2 separate regions of the Mus musculus genome follow, and region 1 is linked to region 2. The links are chromatin loops, found by intact Hi-C in ENCODE. Cell type or tissue: left cerebral cortex. All regions are shown on one strand.

Evidence for each region. Peaks named below come from ENCODE experiments on the same cell type or tissue, not always from the same donor. Only the 100,000 strongest peaks of a DNase experiment are listed, where the experiment ranks them.
Region 1: it touches region 2 in a loop (4-fold over the local background); 3 of 42 quality-filtered maps call a loop at or near these places.

What each region holds. Positions count from the first base shown.
Region 1 is chr1:32,989,237-32,997,236 of GRCm38, reverse strand. No RefSeq gene overlaps it. Among named protein-coding and RNA genes, the nearest start is that of Gm39616, 180 kb to the left of the region's middle. In left cerebral cortex, no CTCF peak of the experiment used is centred here; no DNase peak of the experiment used is centred here.
Region 2 is chr1:33,039,579-33,047,578 of GRCm38, reverse strand. No RefSeq gene overlaps it. Among named protein-coding and RNA genes, the nearest start is that of Gm39616, 130 kb to the left of the region's middle. In left cerebral cortex, no CTCF peak of the experiment used is centred here; a DNase peak (open chromatin) is centred at 4,947.

The sequences.
Region 1 (8,000 bases), 50 kb after region 2:
AAGATACCTTTCTGAAATTTTAAGTTATTTTTGAAGATGGCAGTGTGTATCATCAGGGTATCACTTGTGGTGATTTGAGTGTGGACTATTCCAAATACTAGTGGCTTAAAACATAAAAATAAAAGTGGCTTTAAATACTTGGGAGCCAGGAGGAGTGCAGAAGAGCTAGGAAAGAGATGGTAATAAAGTAGAAAATAGTGAGGCTGCAATTGAGTACAAGATGAGGCTTCACAATGCATTACAACAGAGTTGAAAGCAATGTGTATCGTATGCTTATCACATCAGATACTTATCATAACATATCAATATATATAATTTTCAAAATTACCCTTTAATTCAATCTTCTCTATTAAATCTATTTTAGAGACCTAAGAATGAGATTTCCATACAAGTAAACAGTGCAGGGAAGGAGTCTGTGTAGTATAAAAGATTTTTATCAAACTTAATAAGAGATATGGAATAGAAGGAGTTAAAAAAGGACAGCAGAAGGGTGGTTTAAAAATGCTCCTTAGACATACAAATCAAACGTAACTTTCACTTTCAAATCCTGGTGTTATAGGTAACTTCATTTCAGGAAAGCAAGAGGACAGTTGCCTTAAAATGAAGAAGGTACCCTTTGTGACTCACATGTTCCCATCTCAGTATCTTTCAAGGATTCTCCAGACTTTTCCCCTGGCAAGAAGAGCAAGGTAGACTACCCTCACCACACTTTGGGACTTCCTTTTATTGAGGTGACCTCAAAGCCCTTTGGGTATGTGCCAGACCTCTACCTCCTCCGGGCCTCTATCTTCCTTTTGGAACTTGTCAGATCTCAGTCTGCTCTCTACCAGTCATCTGAACTCTTCAGTCATTACATATGGTATGGGGAGCCAGGAAGGCTACTGAATCCCCCTTCCAAGAATCTTTTATTTGGGTCATCCCCAAAGTTTCTTGGATGCCTACCAGGAGCCACTATTTCCTTCTACATGGCAAAGAAACCAAGGCCTTCCCACTATTTGGTGTTCACCAGAACCCTGCCAGCGACTTGATCCACATCTTCAATTTGCCTTTCAGTCCTTGGAACCCAGCACCAATCTAGTCTGCTAGAGAAAATGTGTTCTGAGCTGGGTGACTTGTAAATACCAAGTTGCAGCAGACAAAGTAGAAGACCCAAGATAGAGGTTTCACTCATAAACACCAAACAAGGAGAAGAAATTGACATGCCAATTCTGTGTAAGAATTAATTCTGTCTTGTACATAGTAAGAAAATCTGCTGAGAGAAGAGAAGTAACTTGAATAAATAAATAAATAAAAACTCAAATAGCAAACTAAATACAGATGTACACATCCCAATGTAGGAATAAAAAGAAGAACAACAAAAATAATATGTCTTTTCCAAAACTACAAACATCCTAATAGTGGCTCTTATTAAAATGACTTGCAAGGACTTCTAGACAAAGAATTCAAAAAAATGATTACAACCATGTTCAAATAACTCAAATATACGTCAGTTCAAGTTGTTAAAATGGAGTTGGGTTTTCTGAAGGAAATACACATTGAAATGATGCATAAAATGGCAAATTCAATAAGTGAGTTAAAAATTTCAGTGAAAACCTTCACCAACAGAATAGTTCATGTCAAAACAGATAATCAGGGATAGAAGACAAGATGGAAAAATTAGATCATTCAGTAAAGATTAGTGATGAATTTAAAAATACATGAACAGAAAGTGGGAGAGCTTTTGGAAACAACAAAAGACAGAGCCTTCAAGTTTTGGTCATAGAAGAGGGCAAAGAATACTGTATAGCAAAGTTATAGAGAGTTTCTTCAGTGAAATACTAGAAGAAAAAATTTCCAAACTTAGATAGAAAGATTATCATTTAGGCACAGGAAATCTACAGGAAACAAAATAGACTGGGCAAGAAAGAAAATTCTCCATGATATAATATAGTTAAAAAATTTTTAAAAATAATAAAGGATATTGTGAGTTGAAGAAAGAAAGGATAAGTTACTTATAAGCGCAGGTCCATTGGCATGACACTTGAATATTTAGCAGAAACCTTTAAAGGCAAAAAGTTTGAAAAAATGTATTCTAATTTCAGAAAACCACAATTGCCAACCCAAACAATCATACACAGCAAAACTATCTTTTAAAATTGAAAAACAAACAAAAAAAATTCATGATGAGTGGGAGATGGAGAACAATGGGAAAGCTGTAGGTGGGTAATAACAATCTTCCTCTCATTCACAAATGCAAACCTAAAATCACATGCAAATAAAAAAAAACCTAAATGAAGGTAGAAATAGAATCCAAGTGTTACTCTTCAAGGGAAGTTATTGGTTAATGAAGTTTTGTAACTTTTCATGGGAAGATGTGAAGAAGCACCTGTTCACTCCAGATAAGGGACTGAAGACAGAGCCAGGAAACCAATCTATCCAAGTCCAGCTTTGTGAATGATTATTATATTGGAGTTACCTGTAGGAGCATGAGTGAAAAAGACATTCTGCACAAAACATAACCCAACATTCCCAGGAATTTTATTCATAGTAATTCTAAAGCGGATTTATTCTATCCTAGTTCTATAGACTAATGAATAGGCAGCAAAATGTATTCTATACATAATAGATATATGCCCAAATGTATATACAGAAGAGAGAATGAAACTGTCACATGTCACAGCATGGACACACCTTGAGCATATCATGCTAAGTGAAAGGAGCCAGTCACAACCATCCAGAGTTTCATATAGCAGAATAATTAGATAACACTACTTGGTTTTGTCAGAGATTCAAAGGAGGGAGTGGCATGAACTGAAGTTCATGAAGAATATGGAAGAGCTGGGCTATGTTTTGACTGAAGGCTATTGACATGTGGAAGTTATAGATAGGCTTCAAAAAGATTGGTTTCCTATGTTATTTGTTAGGGGTTGTGTCTTTCTCTGTCTGATACTGAGCTAGAATTTGGCAAGCACTAGGAAAGCAACAAGCTCATAATTAAATGTTGGCTTTAGGGCCACCTTTCTTCCAGGTAAAACAGTTACCATCTGCTTGAACTCCTTGCTAGGATGATGGGCCATTTCTACAGGTGTGCCTATGGGCAGTATCCTGGGTTTCTGTTTATTTATAGTATATAATTGGTTATTTTATAGAGTGGTGTTTCTCTAAACCAATAAACTATGTGGGTTATTATAAAATATAACCCACATACTTGGGTACCTGTTACATTCTTTCAATGTATTTTTTCTTAGGAAGATAATTGGAAAAATACTCCAAAAAATCATCATAATTATCTGGGAAGTGACAATGTAATCCAGAAAAGTAGGGACCTGTCATCCCAGAAAAGCACAGTTGTCAGGCTAGAGAGCATCTCAGCAATAGAGGATACTCATAGAGGATTCATACAGGGAGCACGTGTGAAACAGGAAAGGAGATAATTTCATTAAAAGTGGGTTAAAAAGACTATTCCCATAGGAAGTAGGAAATTGAGTCTATAAGAAGGAAAAGATGATTCTAGGCAAAGCTATATGTACTTGTAAACATATTGCTTAGGATTGGTACTTTGCTGAAAAACCTATAATTACAGAGTCATAAAAGCTCCAGTACTATTGTTTTTCAGTAATTTTAAAATGTAAAAGAATGATTTGGTTACAAAGTGGAACATAAACATTGGCACACTCATTACTAAGCCAAAATAAAAGTAAAGACATAAGAAAAACGCCATCCTTCACAATAGCCACAGATAGTAGAGAATATCTTGAGAGTAGCTCTGAACAAAGAAGTGAACAACTTGTGCTACAATAACTTTAGCTATCTGAAGAAAGAAATTGGAGAAGATATCAGAAGATGGAAAGATTTACCATGCTCATGGATAGGTAGGATTAACATAGGACAAATGACCATGTTACCAAAAGCAATTTACAGATTCAATGTAATCTCTAACAAAACTTCAACACAATTCTTTACAGACCTTGAAAGAACAGTAACCAATCCAATATGGAAAAGCAAATAACCCAGGATACCTAAAAACAATCCTGTACAATAAAAGAACTTCTGGAGGTATCACTATCCCTGGTTTCAAGATATGCTACAGAGGAGTAATAATAAAAATAGCATAGTATTGGCATAAAAACATACACACTGATCAATGAAATTGAGTTGAAGATCTTGGTGTAAATCCAAACACATATGGATACCTGGTTTTTGATAAAGAAGCCAGAAATACACAGTGGAAAAAAGAAAGCATCTTCAACAAATGATGCTGGTCTAACTGGATGTCTGCACATAGAAAAATGCAAACAGATCCATATTTATCACCCTGAACAAAACGCAAGCCCAAGTGGATTAAAGACCTCAACATAAAACTGGATATTGTGAACCTGATAGAAAACAGAGAATAGCCTTGAGTGCACTGGCACAGGAGACAACTTCCTGAACATTTCACCCATAGTGCACACAACAAAATTGAAAATTAATATATGGGACCTTAGGAAATGCAAAAGCTTCTAGACAAAATGGCATCCTGCACAATGGGATTTTTTTTAAACCAACTCCACATATACATAGGCTAATTTCCAAAAATATAAAGAACTCAAGAAACTAGACATCACCAAACTAAGTAATCTAATTTCAAAATGACATGCAGAGTGAAACAGACAATTCTCAACAGAGGCTTAGAAGAACTTAGAGAAATGTTTGACAGCGTTATTCATCAAGGAAGCACAAATCAAAACTACTTTCAGGTATCATCTTACACCTGTCAGAATGTCAAAGATGAAAAACTCAAGTGACAGCTCATGCTGGCAAGGATGTGGAACAAGGGGAACACACCTCCATTGCTATTGGGAGTTTAAATATGTGCAGCCACTCTGAAATCTACATGAAAGTGTCTCAGAAAGTTGGGAATTGACATACCCGAAGACCTAGCTATATCACTCCTGTCCATATCCCCAAAAGAATCTCTACCATACCACAAGGACCCTTGCTTAACTAAGTTCATAGTAGTTTTATTCATAATTGCCAGAAACTGGAAGCAACCTTGCTGTCCACCAACTGAAGAATGGATAAAGAAAATGTGGCACATTTACACAATGGAATACTACTTAGCTGCTAAAAAAATTGTCTTCATGAAATTGTAGGCAAATGAGTAGAACTGGAAAAAATCATTCTCTGTAAGGTAACCCAGATCCAAAAATTCAAACATGGTATGTACTTATGTATAAGTGGATATTAGTTGTAAAGTAAAAGATAATTGTTGTGCAATCCAAGACACGAAGAGGCTAAGAAAGAAGAAAGGCTCAAGGTAGGATACATTTATCTCAATGGAAGGGGAAATAAAAAAGATTTTATGGGTGGACTAGGGGTGGGTAGGGATGGGATCAGGAAACATAAGGTGGAAGGAGAGAATAATAGGAGAGACTACTGGAATTAAGGGGGCATTTGAGGAGCTATGTAGAGACATGATGCAATGAGGCTCTCTGGGATCCATGAAGTTGAACCTAGTGAAGACTTCTAGTAAATGGGGATATGGAACCTGAACCAGCCATTTTCTGTGACCAAACAAAGCTTCCAGTGGTGGTATTAGAACACCAACCCAACTACAAATTGTAGGCAAAACTTTGACATACATTTTGTCTTTGCCTGCAAGATTTGGTGGAATAAAGGGGGGCTCAGAATTTTTGAGAGTTGCCAGCCAATGACTGGTCTAGCTTGAGACCTATGCCATGATAGGGAGCCCATGTCTGACACTACCCAAAGGGCCAGAAAACAGAGGCTGGACAGCCTAGAGACTTATGATAAAACCAAACACAACTGGCAAAAACCAAACCAAACCAAACCAAACTAAAACCAAAAACAACTAACCACACAGTCACTACCACCAACAAAAACAGCAAACAAACAAACAAACAAAACTGCACATAGAAACAGGGCTTATGGGGACTCAGGGCCTATATGGGTCTGACCTAAGTCTTCCAGATATATGTTATGGTTGTTCAAGCACCATACCAGTATTACACAAGTGGGTACATCATGGTATTGAAATTCATAGGGTTCATACCTGGGAAGTATTATGGATGCTTTTTCTTCTGTAGCAGATTACTTAGCAGGAAGTAGCTCTTAGTTCATCTAATGTCCTCCTATTTTATAGACAGGGTATACAGTGTCTTTGGTGATAACATCTTATCATCTAGTTCTAGTAAACAACCAGAAGAAAATGGCAAGAGTTTGTATTGTTTGGGGTGCTTCCATTGCTTCCTTGAATAACAATTCATACAGAGGCACCTTACATCTGGCACTGCGATTTTGTTGTTGTTGTTTTTATTTTTTTTAAGATTTATTTATTTATTATATGTAAGTACACTGTAGCTGTCTTCAGACACTCCAGAAGAGGGCATCAGATTTCATTACAGATGGTTGTGAGCCACCACGTGGTTGCTGGGATTTGAACTCGGGATCTTCGGAAGAGCAGTCGACGCTCTTAACCACTGAGCCATCTCGCCAGCCCTTTATTGTTGTTGTTGTCGTCCATTTACTAAAGCACGGCTTTTAGAAGCAACATTATAAGGTATCTCTTTTGTATATACTTTTCGTTATATTTTTAGTTTGGTTATAAGTTAGTAGGTTTCAATATAGCCTTTGCATATACCTTTCATTCTGGTTAATTCTCTCCTCTTATTTTCTCTGCTTTAATCTTTCCATCGTCAATATTCACTTTATGTTCATTTTATAAAAATTCTAAATCATTTTTTGAAGTTAAGTTAGCTGTGTTATTATTTCACTAATAGTAATATTTTCTACTGAAATGTATGCTTTCTTTTTTATTAATAATTTTACTTATTTACATTTCAAATTATATCCCCCTTCCATGTTTCTGCTCCACAAACCGTCCTTCCCATCTACCCTCTCCTCCTCCCCTTTGCCTCTATGAGGGTGCTCCTCCACCCACTACCCACTCTTGCCTCACTCCTCTAGCATCCACCTACACTGGGGCATCAAGGCGCCACAAGACCAAGGGCTTCTCCTCCCATTGATATCAGATAAGGCCATCCTCTGCTACATATGTATCTAGAGCCATGGCTCCCTCTAAGACCAAAGTGTGGATGCTTCAGTCCTTCATAGAACAGGGAACAAAACAATCACAGGAGATAGAGGAGGAGAGGTATGTAGGAGGGAGAGAGGAGGGGAAGAAAAAAGGGGGCAGATTCAGGTTTTGGAAGGGACAGGAGAGAAGTACAGAGGGTAAGGCAATTGAATAGAAACATATAGCAGTGTGGGATGGGGAGCTAGAGGTAGCCTCTAGAAAGTCCCACACTCCAGGGAACCAGGAGGTTTCCAGGATCCAATGGTGATGATTTTAGCTAAAATACCAAACAAAGGGGAGATACAACCTGTAAAGACCACCCCCTGTAGAGGAATGGGGCCACCTCTGCATCTCAAAATTTTTAACCCAGAAATATTCCTGTCCAGAGGAAAGACGGGGACAAAAAAATGGAACAGAGACTGAAGGAAAGGCCATCCAGAGACTGTCCCATCGAGAGATTTATGTTTTCTTTATATTTCTTTTTGTTTGTTTTTGTTTTTGTTTGTTTGTTTGTTTTTTCAAGACAGGGTTTCTCTGTATAGCCCTGGCTGTCCTGAAACTGACTCTATAGACCAGGCTGTACTGGAACTCAGAAATCCACCTGCCTCAGCCTCCCAAGTGTTGGGATTAAAGATGTGCACCACCACTGCCCGGCTATGTTTCTTTGTTTCTTTGTTTGTTTCTTTTTTTTTTTTCTTTTTTCTTTTTAGTTTTGGAATAAAGCCCTTGAGCATGACTTGCATTTTGCCCACTTCAATCTTCATTTTGAATTGTAGGACGTGTGTGTTCAAGTATTTTGTCAAATTAAAAAAAGTCTTCTAATGTTATTGTCAAAATAATTCTTCATTTCCATTCCTTTTTCTCTTTGGAGCTCATTTAGACAAACATATTAAAATTAATGTACTAAATTTTTCTGAAGACTTCAGGTTCACCAGCTCTCTTC
Region 2 (8,000 bases):
CTGGTGTAATTCTGATAGGCCTTCCTTTATATGTTACTTGACCTTTCTCCCTTACTGCTTTTAATATTCTATCTTTATTTAGTGCATTTGTTGTTCTGATTATTATGTGTCGGGAGGAATTTCTTTTCTGGTCCAGTCTATTTGGAGTTCTGTATGCTTCTTGTATGATCATGGGCATCTCTTTTTTTATGTTTGGGAAGTTTTCTTCTATTATTTTGTTGAAGATATTAGCTGGCCCTTTAAGTTGAAAATCTTCATTCTCATCAATTCCTATTATCCGTAGGTTTGGTCTTCTCATTGTGTCCTGGATTACCTGGATGTTTTGAGTTAGGATCCTTTTGCATTTTGTATTTTCTTTGACTGTTGTGTCGATGTTCTCTATGGAATCTTCTGCACCTGAGATTCTCTCTTCCATTTCTTGTATTCTGTTGCTGATGCTCGCATCTATGGTTCCAGATCTCTTTCCTAGGGTTTCTATCTCCAGCGTTGCCTCGCTTTGGGTTTTCTTTATTGTGTCTACTTCCCCTTTTAGTTCTAGTATGGTTTTGTTCATTTCCATCACCTGTTTGGCTGTGTTTTCCTGCTTTTCTTTAAGAGCCTGTAACTCTTTAGCAGTGCTCTCCTGTAAATCTTTAAGTGACTTATGAAAGTCCTTCTTGATGTCCTCTATCATCATCATGAGAAATGTTTTTAAATCTGGGTCTAGATTTTCGGTTGTGTTGGGGTGCCCAGGACTAGGTGGGGTGGGAGTGCTACGTTCTGATGATGGTGAGTGGTCTTGATTTCTGTTAGTAGGATTCTTACGTTTGCCTTTCGCCATCTGGTAATCTCTGAAGCTAGCTGTTTTAGTTGTCACTGTTAAGAGCTTGTTCTTCAGGTGACTCTGTTAGCCTCTATGAGCAGACCTGGAGGGTAGCACTCTCCTTAGTTTCAGTGGGCAGAGTATTCTCTGCAGGCAAGCTCTCTTCTTGCAAGGCAGGTACCCAGATATCTGGTGTTCGAACCAGACTCCTGGCAGAAGTTGTGTTCCACTCACTAGAGGTCTTAGGATCACGTGTGGAATCCTGTGTGGGCCCTTGCGGGTGTCAGGCGACTCAGCTGGCAAGGTAGCCGGGGCTCGAGTGGAGTGGAAGGGGTTTGTGCCCCAGATCAAGCCCGGGTAGCCTGCTTCCCTATGTACCGCAGTCACGAGTTCCGCGCGATTGGATTGGGGCAGGCACTGTGATCCACTCACCAGAGGTCTTAGGGTCCCGTGGGGAGTCCCCCGTGGACCCTTGCGGGTGTTGGGCAAGACTCTGCTGGCAAGGTAGCCCGGGGCTCGAGTCTCGAGTCGAGCGGAAGGGACTTGTGCCCCAGATCAGGCCCGGGTAGCCTGCTTCCCTATGTACCGCAGTCTCGAGTTCCGCGCGATTGGATTGGGGCAGGCACTGTGATCCACTCACCAGAGGTCTTAGGGTCCCGTGGGGAGTCCCGTGTGGACCCTTGCGGGTGTTGGGCAAGACTCTGCTGGCAAGGTAGCCCGGGGCTCGAGTCACGAGTCGAGCGGAAGGGACTTGTGCCCCAGATCAGGCCCGGGTAGCCTGCTTCCCTATGTACCGCAGTCTCAAGTTCCGCCTTAAAAATATTTTTTATTAGGTATTTTCCTCATTTACATTTCCAATGCTATCCCAAAAGTCCCCTATTCCCCTACCCACCCACTCCCACTCTTTGGCCCTGGCGTTCCCCTGTACTGGGGCATATAAAGTTTGCAAGTCCAATGGGCCTCTCTTTCCAGTGATGGCTGACTAGGCCATCTTTTGATACATATGCAGCTAGAGTCAAGAGCTCCGGGGTACTGGTTAGTTCATAATGTTGTTCCACCTATAGGGTTGCAGATCCCTTTAGCTCCTTGGGTACTTTCTCTAGCTCCTCCATTGGGGACCCTGTGATCCATCCAATAGCTGATGGTCTCACTATTAATGTGTCTTGGAAACATTTTTTTCATTTTCCCAAGCAACACATACATTTGATCTTTAGTTTAAATACAAAGTTTCTATAATTGGCATATGCCTGATCTTTACTGGATTTGAATTCCAATAGTTGGTTCTCGTTCTCTCTCTCTCTCTCTCTCTCTCTCTCTCTCTCTCTCTCTCTCTTTTCCTGCCTACCTCTCTCTCATTTCCTCTCCTTCTTTCCCTTTCCCTTCCTTCCCTCCATCCCTCCCTTCACTCCTCTCTCTCTCCTCCTTTCTCTCCTCCCTTCCCTGCCTTCAACTCCCCTCCCCCGTGTGTGTGTGTGTGTGTGTGTGTGTGTGTGTGTGTGTATGTATGAGGTTCATGATGGTGAATGCAGGTGCACAGATGCCATGCTAAAGTGAAGTTCTGAGAACATCCTTCATGTTGGTCTGTCCTTGGCATTCATCCTGTTTGAGGCAGACTACCTTTGTTTTTTCTCATGATGTATGCTAGCCTGGCCCACAAGCTTCCAGATGCTTGTTCTATACATCTGGCTTTCTCATGGTCTCCAGGGATTTGGTCTTATAGCCTCTCACTTGCATGGCTAGCACTTTCCCTAGTGATCTTTCTCTGCATCCATTTTGGCCTTTAACTATTATTTTGCTATGTCTGTGCAAATATTTCAGTCTCTAATTTTCTTGAGTCCTTTTTTTATGTATTTTTACCATTGTAATGAACTAAACACAGTCACAGCAAATTTGAAGCTACATTTCAAGAATATATAGAGGCCTCTAACTCCTGGCTTGTCCCTTCTTTTTCTATTTTGCTTTGACTTACAGCAAGTTTTTATTTAGTGACACGTTCCTGTTCACTGGCTCTAATTTTTAAAAGGAACATTTATTTATGTATTTATGCCTGTGTATGTGGGTGCCCTTAGATAGAGGAGGAAGAGCAGGAGTTACAGGTGGTTGAATAAATGACTGCATTGGGCAGGGCCACTGACAAGTGGGCGGGATTTAGTCCCAGACTCAACCCTGCACTAATTGAAGTAGTGGACACAGCCTTGACCTGATTGACAGCTACCTGAAAACCATGCAAGTCCTGCATAGCCTGTGGCCTATGTGATTCAACACCACCTGGCTCCCAAAGCAAAGTGCCTGAAGTCAATATTTTATTTTATTTTATTTTGTTTTGTTTTGTTTTGTTTTGTTTTATTTTATTTTATTTTATTTTATTTTATTTTATTTTTCTGAAGAAAGGGCCACTTGCAGAGACTCTGAGGCTATGCCACAGTAGCATTGCCCTACGTCCACCAGGTATCAGTGATATGGCTTACCACTGGTTGCTGGCTGGGATTCCAACCTGGTTCGGCGTGCATGTCTGAGTCCAAGTGACTGCAGCTGTTCCATGTGCCCCAGGTCCTGAATGGATCCTTAGGTGGCGAAAGTCAGTGATCACTAAAGGAACAGCTTGAACAGTTTGAGGGCATTCAGGGAGGGAAGACACCTGGAGAAGAAAAATGGCCTGAGAGAGCTGGCTGTAAAGAGTTAGACAACTTGCAAGGACTCATTCACAGAAGAGTTCCAGAGAGCTGACAAATCTGCAAGACGAAGGATATAGACCCCAGGCTTGCTACAAAGGACCAGTACCAACACAGACCCTGGAACACATGGACGGCTGGGGATCCCGTCTCTGAGGCTGTATCCCACTGTGACCTGCTGCTCTTTTCTTCTGTCTGCTCTTCTCAACAAACAGTGAGGGCTATGAAGGCTGCTACAAGAGGCCAGAGCTTGAGCAACATCTCCCAGATCTATGATTAACATCTAGGTAGAATGAAAGAGCATTCAACCATCTGACTTTTGATAGACCTGACAAGCAATAGTGATAACCAAAATGTCCAAACCAGATTACATTTGTCTGGGAGTCATACAAATTTGAGGGAGGAATTGTGCTTTCATGTCTTCTGTCAATAGCAAGAAAAAAAGTTAGGTTGGTACTTTCTTAGGTTCAGCTGGACTGAGCATGGCAGGGAAGAAATTTATAAAGAGACAGACTATTAAGATGATGTTGGGTCCCAGCATCCATTAGTCACAGCCAGATTCAAGTTCCCTTTCACCCTGGCAATCTTGTGTGTAGAATTAGCTTGAATGAGTTTTTTTTTTTTTTTTTTTTTTTTTTTTTGCTTGAAAATAAGAGCAAACAAGTTAAGTAATAAAAGATCTTTCACCTTTGATGTCAAAGTTGATGGGAGGATTTTAGTTGTCAATTTTTATTTATTTTTAAATATTTATTTATTTTATGTGAGTGGATGTGCATGTGTGGGGTTGGGTATGTGTACATCAATATAGGTGTCCATGGAGAATTCCATTGAGCCAGGGGTGTAGGTAGTTGTGGGCCACCTGACATGTGTGCTGGGTATTAAACTTGGGCCATCTCATCTACTGAACCATTCTTTCTAGCCCTGAGTCTCAATATTTTAATTTAATCCCAAATGCAGTTTAAGGTAGAATGCCTCCATCAGATTTCAGCTGGTCTAATCCCAGAGAGAATTTATAATTTTTTGTGAATGTGCCTTATGTGTTTAAGCTGAATACATCAGTAGTGTGAAGTTGAGTGAGCTCATATGCTGTATACTGGTTTTAAACATTAAAGCAAATCAAGTAAGTTCTAGGTTCAGACCCTGATGGATTATCTTGGAGCTTAATCTTTACATTTTCCCTTTTATAAGATGAGGGTCATAATGACCCAGGGTGTGAGCCTGAGAAGTAAATGACATATAAATGAATAAAGTAGAGCTAAACAGACATTTTTCCTTTAAGAATAAAGTTATCTTCATTTTTCTGCCCTTTTGAGCCATTCAGACCTCTATTCCAGCTTTTTATTTTGCTGCAAATCTTCCTGTGGGCAGGGAATGAGATGAAGTTAATCTCAGCAGCAGACTGTAAGAGCCTCTATTCACCCAGCCCTTCTGTTTACTGAGTCCTTTTCACTGTTATCCGAGCTGAAACAGTCATTTGATTCTTCTATTGTGACACACTCCCTGATTCTTGCTGTCCATGGCACCTGACAGCTGCTGCTTCTGCTGGTGATCTTTGGCAGAAATACAGATATTGAACCTCCTCTGTGCACTTTAACTCTTTGTTGCCCTTGCTTGTTTGACTAAGTTCAGATTTTCTTTCATTCTTTCATTCTCCTCGGCAAGAATTCCCCAGATCATAAAAAGTTCACTGTTTCTCATTCTCTGGCCACCAGTCCCTACAGATTGATGATCATAGCAGACTTTATGTCCCTTTCATGCTTTGGATCACTAGGACCTGACACATTTGGATCACAACACTGAGTAAATAGTAACTGTAGTTACGTACCACCACCACAGTCATGGTGTTCAATTACGTTTACAAATGTTAAGACACTAGTGAACTGGCATCTCTAATGCCACTGATGATCAGATTCTGGTTTTTTCTTTGGTTGTTTGGTTTGTTTCAGCTAATGTAGTCGATGGGGTAAGCATTACCCTCCTCTCCATACCAGTTCAGTCTTCTCTGGACGTGATCCCTTAGCATTCTTGCAAGCAGAACACCCTTATTTGCACAAAGGCATATTAGTGAAGACTTTATCCTACTGGAATTTTCAAACAAAGTTTTGTTTTGTTTTATATCTATAGTTGTAGAGACTATAGTAGTGAAAGTTAAAACAATCTATTTGGCCATTCAGCCTAAATGTAGACACTACTCACATACAAGTTAGAAATAAGACTGTTGGTACATTCTCTTGAGTTATATGGCTTGACAAGAAAATAAATACGGTTATTTGTGACAGTTCTTATTGGAAATCATTCTTGAGTTCAAAAAATCTTTTTAATGCCTTTCAATCAATGCATTATTTGAATGGCGAGGCAGTTGGTGATATATCTGTGGCCTGGTGCTAATAAGCTTTGAGGAGAAATATTTAGCTGCTTTGGATAATGTGCTTTGTTGATAGCTTTCTTGTAATTCACATTGTAATTCCTATTCTTTGAGCTCAATAATAACACTTAAGGATGAAGGACAGAAATATGAAACAGTTGCTAGGAGTCACCCACCAGAATAACTAGATGCAAGAGTTCGAAGAGGAACAGGAAGGGACCAAGAAGATTTTTTTCCCCTGTCAATTATACTGTAGTTTTTCTGAAATAATAAGGTATTAGAAAGAGCCGTGCTGGATGTTAGAGTCTCTATATTCTAAAGGACACTTTATTTCAAGTTCTTCTAGCAGTTAAAGTAAGTATTGCATTTATAAATCACAGCTGTTCCTGTCTGTGTGTCTTCACAGTGGTTTGAAAAGATAATGTTTGGTAAGCATCACTTTGAGCATGTCAAAGTAAAGTTAATAAAATGGAAGAGATTCAGTTCTTCAGACAACCAGGTGGCACATGTTAGTGTTTGGATCAGGTGGCTATGGTCTTTAATCATCGTTATGTTTCCATCAAATTGACCAAGATTTGTTAGGCAATTTACATAAGATCATCAGGAGAGAGACTGCACCCACTTGCCCATGACTTGTTAACTTAAGTTCAAGAAAGATGCCTTCCAGTTCAGATTTAATTTCCCCCAACAGGTCTGGCTTCTGGGAAATGTAGTTCTTGAGACTTCTCCGGAGCATTAGTTTTGCTGTGATAATAGGGATGACGTAGTTAGCCCCAGATGATTGATGTAACGCAGTGCCAGTTCCATCTATCTGTGCACAGCGCTTGGGTCTTTCCTGTCATTTACCAAGGGAGGGGAAGGGAAGTTCCTTGCCATCTGTCACTCTCAATTCTGTCACAGTGAAGTGAAATAGTGTATGGAATAGTTGAGAAAAAACTGCTTCTGGTATTTGAGGTTGTTCTGTGAGAGTACTATATTACATCAGGTGTTAGTTAAACAGAATATTTTCTTTGCTTAAAGTAACAGGGTACAGATTCTATGAGGGGGTGTTCCTTCTGTTTGACTCATGCAATAATTAGTAACTAGTAAGAAAATGGAAACAAATATGAAGATATTTCTTTGGTGTCTTGACTTTGGTTTCTCTGGAAGGTAGCTCATTGGGTACAAGGAAAAGTTCGTTCGTTCGTTCGTTCGTTCGTTCGTTCGTTCGTTCGTTCCTTCCTTCCTTCCTTCCTTCCTTCCTTCCCCTCCCCTCTCCCGTCCCCTTCTTCCTCTTTCTTTCTTTCTTTCTTTCTTTCTTTCTTTCTTTCTTTCTTTCTTTCTTTCTTTCTTTCTTTCTTTCTTTCTTCTCTCTCTCTCTCTCTCTCTCTCTCTCTCTCTCTCTCCGTCCCTCCCTCCCTCCCTCCCTCCCTCCCTCCCTCCCTTTCTTTGTTGTATTGTTGTTGAAAATATGGCGGCCAAACTGCACATGGGATGTTTTCTATCCCATGGTAAATGGCAATACAACGAAATGTGTTACAGTGGCTCCTTGCAGCTGCCATAACAAATGATCACATACCATGATAAATTACCACAAATCTTTAGCTTTTATGCTCATAGCTCTGAAGGCCAGAAATCTGAAATCAGTTCACTAGGGAAAAAATATAGGCTGTACTCTCTGGGGCCTGCAAGTCATGGTCTGTATGCTATCTATTCCATGTCTCCATCATTCCTTGACCTATCATGTCATTAGTCCAATCTCTGCCTTTCTCTTTTGTATAGTAAAATCCTTCTTTGTCTTGACCTTATAAAGGCATAGGTGACTATATTTAGGGCTCATCTAGATATTCCACAATAATTGTCCTATCTCAGAATCTTTACCGTTTTAAAGTCCTTTTGTTTTGTTTTTGCTACATAAGGTAATGGCCCCACTCTCTAGGTCTTGTAGTTTATTGTCTATTGTGAACTTACTATTAAGCCTGCATGCAAACATTACCAGGATGTTTAACACCTCAGCAGCTCTCTTTATTAGGAACATAGAGCCTCTAAATATCAGGTTTAGGAACATCAAAAAACAAAACAGAGAGGAAATGCCCAGAGTTTGTGTAGACTTACGTTTATGTAGAGTTGTGCATTTAAAATTGTGTGAAGGTTAGATTGCATGTTTATCAGAATTGCCTGC